3 separate regions of the Homo sapiens genome follow, and regions 2 and 3 are each linked to region 1. A link is a contact called in ENCODE Hi-C or POLR2A ChIA-PET data. All regions are on one chromosome and are shown on one strand. Each heading gives the region's core, a stretch centred on a gene start or an enhancer-like site at or near the end of the contact. The rest is flanking DNA. Distances are from core to core; before and after follow the strand shown. Region 1 overlaps LINC02625 (long intergenic non-protein coding RNA 2625). Region 2 overlaps CABCOCO1 (ciliary associated calcium binding coiled-coil 1). Region 3 overlaps LINC02625 (long intergenic non-protein coding RNA 2625).

The links. Hi-C counts contacts between places; a loop is a spot of excess contacts on that map. ChIA-PET counts read pairs that join two places held with the same protein, here RNA polymerase II (POLR2A). Pooled maps may share reads with other maps.
Region 2: a map of K562 shows a loop between it and region 1 (3-fold over the local background). The contact joins two enhancer-like sites. A Hi-C loop is called at or near these places in 7 of 168 maps with a recorded cell type or tissue (Caco-2, K562, PC-3 and 3 more), 14 of 37 single-sample maps with no recorded cell type and 16 of 50 pooled maps. POLR2A ChIA-PET finds 5 or more read pairs at or near these places in 6 of 52 experiments (A549, Caco-2, K562 and 3 more).
Region 3: a loop to region 1 is called in a map of PC-9, with 2.0 times the contacts of the local background. The contact joins two enhancer-like sites. A Hi-C loop is called at or near these places in 12 of 168 maps with a recorded cell type or tissue (IMR-90, K562, PC-3 and 8 more) and 13 of 50 pooled maps. POLR2A ChIA-PET finds 5 or more read pairs at or near these places in 5 of 52 experiments (MCF 10A, OCI-LY7, Panc1 and 2 more).

The regions. Positions count from the first base shown.
Region 1 is chr10:61,785,512-61,789,195 of GRCh38, forward strand. All of the region lies in intron 3 of LINC02625 (long intergenic non-protein coding RNA 2625), which reads right to left. Among named protein-coding and RNA genes, the nearest start is that of LINC02625, 81 kb to the right of the region's middle. Within about 2 kb of position 1,325, at least 5 of the 41 ENCODE cell types and tissues checked have a DNase peak (open chromatin) inside an H3K27ac peak, as active enhancers do; they include PC-3, PC-9 and endothelial cell of umbilical vein, where a contact is called at or near this core.
Region 2 is chr10:61,749,433-61,753,199 of GRCh38, forward strand. The region is part of intron 5 of CABCOCO1 (ciliary associated calcium binding coiled-coil 1); the gene reads left to right. Among named protein-coding and RNA genes, the nearest start is that of CABCOCO1, 88 kb to the left of the region's middle. Within about 2 kb of position 1,748, at least 10 of the 41 ENCODE cell types and tissues checked have a DNase peak (open chromatin) inside an H3K27ac peak, as active enhancers do; they include PC-3 and endothelial cell of umbilical vein, where a contact is called at or near this core.
Region 3 is chr10:61,833,051-61,836,681 of GRCh38, forward strand. The region is part of intron 2 of LINC02625 (long intergenic non-protein coding RNA 2625); the gene reads right to left. Among named protein-coding and RNA genes, the nearest start is that of LINC02625, 33 kb to the right of the region's middle. Within about 2 kb of position 2,226, at least 11 of the 41 ENCODE cell types and tissues checked have a DNase peak (open chromatin) inside an H3K27ac peak, as active enhancers do; they include PC-3, PC-9 and endothelial cell of umbilical vein, where a contact is called at or near this core.

The DNA of each region.
Region 1 (3,684 bases), core at 75-2,574:
TGAAAATTGATAGTGCACTTTTAGATAGAAGACAGAGAACAGGCTGAGGAAGAAGGCAAATAGGTAGACAGAGATGATTGACAATGTCCACGTGCACATCCACAGATGTTCCTGAATCAGCTACTTTGTCAAGACCCCACCCTAGGTGCTTCTGGTAAAGAGGTAAGGCTTGTCCTGGCTTCCAGGATCTCACAGTGTAGGGGAACAAGGGAAATTGCCATTTCTTAATCACTTATCGTTTGCTAGTAGACTTTGTTGATTTCATTCATACAATAAATATTTTGTTTTTGTTCTAGTTTATGAGACAGATGAATAAGTTAGGTTTCCTAATCCCTTATAGAGGGAGCCAGACATGACATCAGTACTTACACAAAACGTTTTCAATTATAACTGAGGCAAGTACTACAAGGAAAATCATAGCACATGGTCTAATGGAGGAGGAGGAGGAGTTAGCATGACTTGGTCTGAGGGTCCATGGAAGCCCTCCCAGAAAAAAGCTGTTCCAGCTGGGTTCTGGGGCCAAGCATGAATTAGTCCAGTGGAAGGAACAGCACCAGCAAAGGCCCTGAGTTGGAAGGAGCTTACTCCAAGAATAAGGTACATATTATTATCCCCATTTTACACATGAAGTAGCTGAGATCTACAAAGATTAAGTAACTTCCTAAGGTTATGCATAACACATAAACTCAAAGATAGCGATCTACCATATAATCCAGCCTCTCCTAGAAGCAGAAACAAAGATACACGGCAGCCTTTAAAAACAATTATCAGGAGACCCTCTCATGCCCCTCAAGGCCACTGCTCCTCCTGAAGGAGCTAAGGACAGGTTTTCATTTGCTCACTCTACTGGGCTCCAGATCAAATTAAATTAAAAGCCAGCTATTTCAGACGAAAAAGTCCTGCGTCCTTTTTGGGAATAAAATCGTCTTCCCTCCTCCCCAGGGCCTTTCATACCATTATGGTGCAGTCCCAAGCTATCAATGATAGTGAAAAAATGGGGCTTTGCGATAGAGGAAAGAGGCTATTCAAACTGCTCCTGATTTCTATAAAAGAGAGATCTTTTGATCTTTGAAACAGCCATAGGGCAGTTTGATCTTTCTCAAACTCATTTATTTTAGATTCTTGCAAATTTCTTTTCTGTAGGTTTACTTCCTCAGAAAACTCAATATTCAATTGAACAGTGACTTTTATACATTGAAATGCAATATTGAATAACTGAAGCCTAATAAATGCCATCCCGCCTATATAGGATATTTTAAAAATCATAAAAGGGCTGATTGAGCCCGATCCAGGCAAAGATGACAAAGCGAATTCAATGCTTCTTTTGAAAATGAGTCATGGTCAGAAATACTCACTTTGACCAAAAGCATTTCTTTGAATGCCAGAGGTAAATTTGCTCACTTTCATTTTCTGCCTGGGTTTCAGATCGGCCCTGCAGAACTGAACAAAATCAACTCTGAGAGGCCCTGGCAGCTGTTCCAGATGTAAATGTGAACAGGATACTGAGATTGGGCCTATTTCCTTCTATGTGTTATTTTCAAATTATGCAGATAATATTCAGATATGGGTCTATCAGACTTGGCATATTTTTTTCAGGGAGGAGTAAATCATTGCTATTCTCTGCTGCATTAACATTCCCCAGGACCACCCTCTCTTTTTTTCTTAGAAAAAGGATATTTTCTTGTCACGAGCCTCTAAATTACTGGCACAAGAAGAATCTGACATATGTTCCCAGTCGTGGGGGGGCTCATGGGAGGACAGGTACAACATACTCAATAGATTAGCCAAAAGAAACAGCCTTTGATGTCAGGGAACCTTTCCAAATTTCATGTAAGACTCAAACAATCTGTGGCAAATCAAAGTTCTCAATCAGAACTTCTGTCCCACTTCTCTTGGTGCAGCTATGGCTGGAGGAACTTTTGTTTTAACTCTTTGTAGATTATTACTCAGTTTGAGAGTGTGTTTCTCTCATGACCCTTCCAACATTATGAACTTTAAGAAGATCGATAACTTCATTCTCCATCTTCATCTTAACACATGCACTTTTTCCCTCTTGGATATGTGTTTTAGGAAAATGCAGATTAGCATTGCCAAAGAGCCAGTTGTTTTTAGCAACATTCCCCTCGGTGTGACCTCCTAAGAAGGTCTGATTTTATAAACCATTAAAGGAACACTACGTTTTCCATACTCCCTGTATCAGCTAAAGGCTGGAAAGGGCAGCAAAAGCAGGATCTCCATGGAGGAGGAATGATAACCACTTGGAAGAAGATGGTGGAGAAAAAGCAGGCATTGGCTATGCACAGAAGATGTCGGTCTTGCTTTAACAATCTCCCTTAAGGCCTGCTGCCCCACACTTTCCTTATGGTGTCAGCATTCCAAGAACATTCTTTGGGAACCAGAGACAAAGATGGCACCAATACCTCAGAGCCTTTTGATTAAAGAGTTGTCGTTTTCCATCTTGGGACCGTGGAAAACAACTTTTACATAAGAAAGTTTCTCTCAAGGGTGAGTAAACTATCCACAGCTTAAAAATAAAAATTGATAATTAATGTCCATGAAAGGGCTCTAAAGAAAAGATTCCCAGCAAATCAAAGGTAAAATTCTGAGCTCATATGACTATATCCATAGACATGTCCGTGCCTGTCTCTAGAGCCATTAGCTATCCAAGAGACATTGGAGGAAAGAAATTATTATTTCCTTAGAAGCAAATGGAGGCTTCCTTTTCCTTCCATCAAGAACACTTTAAAACAAACAAACAAACAAACAAAAAACAATATCTGGATTTCTAGACACTCAGAAATATGTTATTCATAGGTTTCTTACACTTCCGGGCCTAGAACATAAGGTAGCATGTTCTAAGAATAATGTTCTGAGAGGAACGTAAGATATAAAAGAACTAATGTCATTCAAGGCACAGTAATACAATCCAAAGACAAAACAGCACCACACACATCTTACAGGGCATGTGCTCTGTGTCTAGTCTATCACTGGTTTGAAAAACTCTAGTGGAATGAGATTACCTTTGTCACTCAGTTAGCACCACTTGTCACCTTTCATTGACTCTGCTGTTTCCCGTTTATAATTTCAGCAGGAGATTGAATCAAGCTGTAGACTTATGGAATAACGCCCCCAGACATTCACCCAAGAGTAGTTTAGGCAAAGTTTTCTGTGTCAGGAATAAAAATGTTGAATTTGAAAATGAAGTACAACCAAGTGGAAATATAAAATGGCAGAGGAGGGCCAGATGTGATGGTTCGCACCTATAATCCCAGCACTTTGGGAGGCTGAGACAGGCAAATCACTTGAGCTCAGGAGTTCAAGAGCAGCCTGGGCAACACAGAGAAACCTTGTCTTTACAAAAAAGACAAAAGTTAGCTGGGCGTGGTGGCACACGCCTGTAGTCCCTGCTTCTTGGGTGACTGAGACAGGAGGAACACTCCAGCACAGGAGGCTGAGGCTGCAGTGAGCCCAGATTGCACCACTGTACTCCAGCCTGGATGACAGAATGAGACCCTGTCTCAAAAATAAAATAAAATAAAAAAATAAAATGGCAGAGGAAGGCTGCCTGCCTAATTAGAGTGGTGGAACAAAGTTATGAAGCAGGAATGCTTAATATCAGGAGAAAAATGGAGGATTATGGCTTTAAATAAATGGGACTCACTCTCCTACCAGCATCTTCCCCAT
Region 2 (3,767 bases), core at 498-2,997, 36 kb before region 1:
CTTTATGCACGCAATGCTTTTTATATCTTGCCATCTTTAAAAACTATTCAACCTTTCATTCTTGACTTTCATTGACTTATTTTGGAACAATGCACTGTAGTTAGTGCCAACACTATGTAGAGCCAGTGAACAAATTCTCTTTCTGAATTTATCAGAGAATGCCTGCTTTCACAACTCTAGTATACACATGTCATTTTACTTTTCTGAACCTGTATTTCCTCACATATAAACTAGAGATAAACATTTTTTGGAATCCATAATGAACTACTAGGGTTCCCCTTCCCCCTAAAGTTAGGTGCGTGGGTTTCAGAGTCAGATAGATCCGGGTTCTATTTCTGATAGAATTCTCCATTTTCTAGTTGTGGGGCATTGGCTGAGTTATTTAACCTCTTTAAGCTTTTGGCTCTTTCTCAAAACATGAAGTCAATAAAACCTTTCCTCCCAATGCAGTATGATTTGAAGGACCTACTATTTATAACGTGCTTTCTAACTAGCCCAATGCCAAACACAGAGTAAGTTCTCAATAAATGAGAGCTGCTTTTTTTTTTTTTCATCATCACAGTTTATATTCCCAAATGGTGGCCAGCACTGACCTTAGGGCCTCCCCATTGAACAACTCCAGTGGGTACCTTTCACATTGTATTGTGAGTGGGGGACCAGAGGAGGCTCACGGAAAGCAATGTGAATCATGGCCCCTAGAGTCAGGCAACTTATCAGCCCTCCTAGAAATTTGCTTCATGATGTTACTTTCATTAGGAGCTAGGTGAGGGGTATGGTATCTCTGAGGAACTCTTTATGGCTTTAAACTACACTGTGTCTAAAAAACAGTTTAATGATAAGTCAGTTAAAAATAACTACTGGGCCAGGGGTGCAGTGGCTCATGCCTGTCATCCCAGCACTTTGGAGGCCGAGGCAGGTGGATCACCTGAGGTCAGGAGTTCAAGACCAGCCTGGCCAACATGGTGAAGCACTGTCTCTACTAAAAATACAAAAATTAGCCTAGCGTGGTGGCGGGTACCTGTAATCCCAGCTACTTGGGAGGCTGAGGCAGGAGAATTGCTTGAACCTGGGAGGCGGAGTTTGCAGTGAGCCGAGATCGTGCCACTGGACTCCAGCCTGGGCAACAGAGCAAGACTGTGTCTCCAAAAACTAATAGTAACTATCAATGAAGTCAAATCAGTGAGAATCTGTCTGGTTGTTTGGCATTCTGCTAATCAAACAAATACTCTAGGGCTCCATTGATATGAAATACAGATAGTTGCACTGATGCAACAATACAATGACTAGGTTTGCTTCTCCAAGTGTTACCGTTTTTCAAGAAAAATATTTAAACTGACTTGTAGCTGGTCTAACAAACTAGGCAGCCCTGAAGATTTTTAGATGAATGGATAGATACTCTGATGAAATACTCAACATCCAATGAATGCCCCCCGTGTATAAAGGCCTGAGCTAGGGGTCCTTAAGATGAATATGACGTGCCCCACGTCCTCGAGTTGTTTCCACACAATGGCGAGAAATCACTCTACCTGGCTGTCACTCAAGGCCAATGTGACAAATACTATGAAGTTGAATAAGCAAGATACTCTGCGAGCACAAGGGCGATGACGAGAAACTTCACAGAGTTGATTGAGCTGGGTGGAAAGTCCAGGTGGATGAGATGGCCTGGCAGGATGCAGGGAAAAGCTCCCCCAGCAGAGGGAGCAGCACAGGCAATACAGGGCTGAGACCACAGCTTCCTCCACCCCTTGCTTTGCTTCGCTCTGCTTTGCTTTGCCTTGCTCTTTTTTTTTTTTTTTTTTTTTTTCATATAACAATTATGGAGCACCCACTCTGCTGCAAGCACTGGGCAAGCAGGGAAAGAGTGAGTGGTCTAGTACAGCTGGAGCTCGAGATCTGTGAAGGCAAGAACATGGAGTTGAATCCTTCAAAAAATAGAAGGGCACAGGTGGGACAGGCATCAGCAGGTGCCCCCAATGAGTTTTATGGCTGACTTAATGTTAGGGACAAGGGAGAGGGAATAACTGAAGACAGCTGCAAGGCTTTGAGTCCAGTAACTGAGAAGCTGGTGATGCCACCAAACGATAAAGGAATTGGAGGAGGAGCAGGTTTGGGGAAGGTAATTAAGGAAAAATAAATGGACAAGCTTCAGCCTGTCAATGATTCCAGTAAGCACTAAATGTGTACTCCAAATATTCTTCTACATCGTGACTGAAAAATACTGAATCTGGGGATCTACACAGGCAAGCAACTTTGAGTTTTGTATAAATAGAGAAAAAGCCACTTGAAATTTAGTAACATAAGATACAACATCTGTAGCTGGACTAGAGACGACCTAGTCCAACTCCCTAATTTTACAAACAAAGAAACCACATCTCAGACCTACTCTCAACTGAGCAGCAGAGCCAATCCAGAACTCTGACTACACATTTAAGGGGAAAAAAATCTACATTTTTAGAACATTCAAATCTGGAATCAAGATACCACCTAGATTTTTCAGAGCTGCTGCTATTTCAGTTTGTTTATTTTTAACTAAACTAGTATGATTCGCAGACTGTAGGTGAAAGGTCTCTTTTGAGAACATGTATTGCTATGTACACCGTTGTCCACAAAATCAGTTTTGTAGTTAATTTCTAAGATTTCAGATTTCAAGAAAAGCCAGGGAAACTTAGAGTACCTAGACCCATTCTGTATAAGGGAAGACATGCTTCTTTAGGTCATTGAAATAATGACATCTGCCATATATGGAATAAAAGGCTGCCTTGCCTAGGAGGAAGGGCTTGGGTGCTCACTGAAAGTGTCCTGTTTCTAGAATGCCAAGCACATATGACTAATTGGCAGTAGTTTCCTCCAAAGCAAGAAAATCCTGCCTGCTGACCAGAGAAAAGTGCCTAATACGGTTAAAGAATCACTAAGTGAGACTTTTTTATAAAAAAGGAAAAAAAAAAAAGGGTAGGGGCTAGGGAGAGCTAAGCAGAGAGGGAAATATTTATAACTGTAACAACATGTTTCCTGGTAATAATTTATGAGCCTACTGGAGAAAAGGGAAACACACAAACTATGAATAAAATATCTAAACGTAAACATCATGCTTTCTGCAAATTTCTTTAGTTAAAAATTAAGGCTGAGGTTGACTAAAGTAAATGACTGCATTTTCGTGGTCTCTTATTTCCTTGATGCTAAGGGTTACCAACTGATTTACAACTTCCTGTGTTGTTTTTTAAATCTATATTTGTCAGCACATTTTTAATGTCAGATTACTTAAAATAGACATCTTGGCTCTAAGAGGTCAGAAATAATAATATTAGGTTGACTTCTCTAAAGATTTCATAGCACTTTACAAGTATTCTAATTTAGCACCAAAGCTTTTTATTTCTAAACGAATATGGTTTTAAGAAGCTTAGCCCCCACTTTCAGTTGTGGACTTCGGGACTGAAGTGCAGTTCAATCAGTATGCTTTGAAGTTAAGTAAATTACATGATAGCTTTATCTAAATAGTTTCAGCCTCCTCCTATTCAGGTAGTTTCAACTGTCAACAGGAAGTGCATGAAAAAAGAAAGACTCGAACCAAGGACCTAGAGTTCTTCCATTGTAGTTTCTTTCTGTTCTAACCATTATAATTTATTATCTCATATGATTTCTGCAAATTATCGGTACTTATTCAAAAAGAGTATTCTCTAATATGAGAGTCATGAAATAGCTTCATCTTCATATAAGCTGTCATAATATGTAATGAAAATGCAATGTCCATAAAATAAAATTTTTAAATA
Region 3 (3,631 bases), core at 976-3,475, 48 kb after region 1:
ATTCACAATGTTGTGCAAGCATTGCAGAACATTTCATCATTCCAAAAGGAAACACTGTACCCATTAAGCTGTCCCTCCCCATTCTCCCCGTCCCCCAGATCTTGGCTACCACTAATCTGTCCTCTGTCTCTATAAATATGCCTACTCTGAATATTTCATATAGATGGAATTATGCAATATGTGGCCCTTTGTATCTGGCTTCTTTCACTCAGCATAACGTTTTTCAGGTTAATCCATGTTGTACCATACATCAGTACTTCATTACTTTTTATGGCTGAATAATATTCCATTGTATATGGCTATACCACATTTTGTTTGTCCATTCCTCAGTTGATGGGCATTTGGGTTGTTCCCACATTTTGGCTTTTGTGAATAGTCTACCATAATATTTCAATGATTCACTATAGAAATATTAGTAATAATAATGTTTTAGCTATAAAGGTAGAATGCATGTTTACTTGTGCTCCACCCTCTACTAGACTGTAAAGTCCTGAGGGCAGGGACTTTGCCTTCTTCCCCGTAAATTCCCCAGGGCCTTGGCTAGTGTCAGGGCCTTGGCTAGTGTCTGACACAGAATACATGCTCAGTACTTCTGTTGACTAATGAACGATTTCTGCTTAGAGGATTGACTGCCAATCACAATAGATATGAAACATAGCAAAAGTCACCCTTCTATAATCATACAATGTTAGATTTTGAAGTGATCTGATTCAAGATCATCATCCAATATTATTGGGCCCATCATTTCCTAGCTGTGTAACTTGGGCAAGTTCCTTAATCTGTTACTCTAATTCCTTCCCTATAAGGAATATTGTAGATGCATGATCTACCTCAGAGAACTGTTTGATGATTAAGTGGCTTAATGTATATTCGACACTTATTGGGCATTAGATTTAAGACCGAAAGGTAAGTAAATTACCCCCAAGATTGCCCAGCTAGTTAAAAACAGAGCTGGGACTGGAACCCATATGTCTTAGCTTTCCCGTCTTCCAAAATAGTTGTTTGATGGCTGCTCAGAAACTGATGGAGAACAGAGTTTTCTTCTGCAAGGATACCAGCACAGCTTCAACAGTCACGTTTTTAGGGGCAAACATCTCTTTCCTCTTACAGGTGGCCTCTAAGCCCCAACCTCTTTACCTCCTTCTAGCTTCCAAATCTTCCAATCTTTGAATGTCTACTACTCAAAGCAATTTTTCCCAAAGTATATTCCTCAGAACATTCACTTAAACATCCAGCGTAATTTCTAGGTTTAAAAATAATGAGGATGACCAACTGACAGGATAAGAATTATGAAGGTAGTGTTTGAGTAACAGAATAAAATGTTTGGAATATTTCTCTAGGATAATAATGACATATTTTGTTTTTTAAAAATTGGCTTGGAGAATGTTTTTATTTTTTAAAAAATTATTCCTTAGCCAAATATATTTGAGAAATAAGACATCTCTTAGAAAGGGACTATGCAAATTAGCATATAGAGGTTACTAAGGAGTTTTGCATCTAGACACTTTTTAACCCAGCAGTTCCAGAGCATAATGAAATATGAAAACATTTCTCAGCACAATACTTATTACCATCCTTGGAATGCCACAAAACACATTTTAAGAAACACCAGAATTGATTTTTACCCCAGGCATCAAATGGAAGGGACATATGTTAACGCAAGCTCTATGAGAGCAGGTTTTTCTAGTTTTTTCACTGCTTAGGACAGTACCTGGCACACAGTAGAGATTAACTGATTATTTGTTGAAGAATATATGCTCATGGAAATAGCAACTTGGGATTTGGGACATCAGCCCCTGGTAGAGAAGAAGCCAGCACATTAGGTTGTGGGTCTCTGATCTGGTTGTTCTCAGCCAGAAGGTCCCCATGGAGTTGGCTATCCTAAAAGAAGAAGGCCCCCATCCACCCAGGAAGGGCTTCTTGCCAACCAAGATGGCAGGTCCCCACCAGAGTAGAACAGGCATGCAATACAGGCCACAGCTGCCTAATTCACTGGTATCAGTATTTCCACGGATGCCAGTCTTCATGACTTCCACACAAAAATCAGGTTCCCTTACAAATCTGAGTCAATAGGCTTTAAACTGAGCACTCATGAAAGAATAAACTCCACTCCCCTACTCACAGCCAGCCCTCTGGCCTTGTCTAGGCCACGGCCAGGAGCACTAGGGAGGGAAAAGGAAGGTAGCTTCAACTTTTCCTGGCAAAGTGGCCTTCCTTTTCAGAACCTGTAGCTCAGCTAAGTGGAGACACCTGGTGTTTGTTGTTGCAACTTCAAGAACAATACATTAAGACTCGGGGCAGAAAATCAGGCTTTTCATAAAAATTGTGTCATCAAAAAGACGGTTCAGGAAGAAAAAATGCAAATGGCAGCCCAACTCACCCCTACAAGACTTTTTCCCCCTCAATATTTCTACCATCTGAATAGCTTTTCTCCGTATTCCTGTATGTAAAACATGGGGGAAAAAAAACACAATAGCAAGGCACCTAAAATTTGTGAGAATCCAGAAAAGAGAAGAAATCATCTTTCCTGGTTGCTCCATTTTGTCAGGTGTTAAATCAGAGTGCTAACTTTTGTATAATAACTGTTTGCTAATACTTAATAAGTAGCCGGTGTAACACAGTTCCAAAAAATTTTTTTGTTGTTGTTAAGCCTATGCAAGGCCAAAGGAGTATTAAAGTTTCACTACGGAAGAAATATGGCCACTGCCAAGAACTGATTAGTCATAAAATCCGAGGCATTATCATCATCCATCATTGCCTTTCTTTTAATGACTGAACTAAAAAGAGAGACATCAAAGTTTTCAAAATAAGGTTATAAAAATGCTGTACGCAGATGAGGCCTCCAAATATTTTGATAGAACCTGAACAAAAAAAATATAGAAAAATCATTGAAACAAATCACAAAACATATGTTGTTATGTTTTGCTCTAAAAAGCATGAAGTTTATCCAGAACCCTATTATGGTAACTGCTTAGCTTTTCATGCATTCCTAAATTACCATGTAATCTAAAACGTTGTTTTCAGCTGCCCTGTATTGGAAAGTCCCTTAAAATAATCAGGATGATTACAGGCTAGTATTCAGAAAGAAACTTGCTTGTATTATTGTAAATGAAAGTATTATTTATCGGGCAGCCTCCTTTAAAGAAAAAAAAAAAACCCTATCTCAGAAGCACAGAAATACAATGTATTCAGGAAATACCTAAACCAAGGATTGCATTTTGGGCTCTCTACATTTTCAAACACATGGATAGTTGGTGTAAAAATATGTTCTTTTTCTGCAGGGACTTGACTGTAATTAGTGTGTGCCAAAACTCTCTCACAGAGATTTCATTGTCTTATCTACTTACATCATCTTAATGCGATTTTATTTTACTTTGTCAAAGTCATATTAATGTAAATGTGTTCTTGATAGCAAACAGAGTTCTTTTTTATGCAAAACAGGATTCAGCTGACTCTAATAAAACAGCTTGCAGTCTATTAGACTATAACAGTAATGTGCTTATTTTGTTTCTCAAATCAAGACTGTGTCAGAAAGCTATAGATGGAGATTTGTCTTGTTTTTCACAATAATTGCTAGGGTGGGGTTACATTATGATCTTTAAATGAATAGTATCGCTTAGAACAAACACTT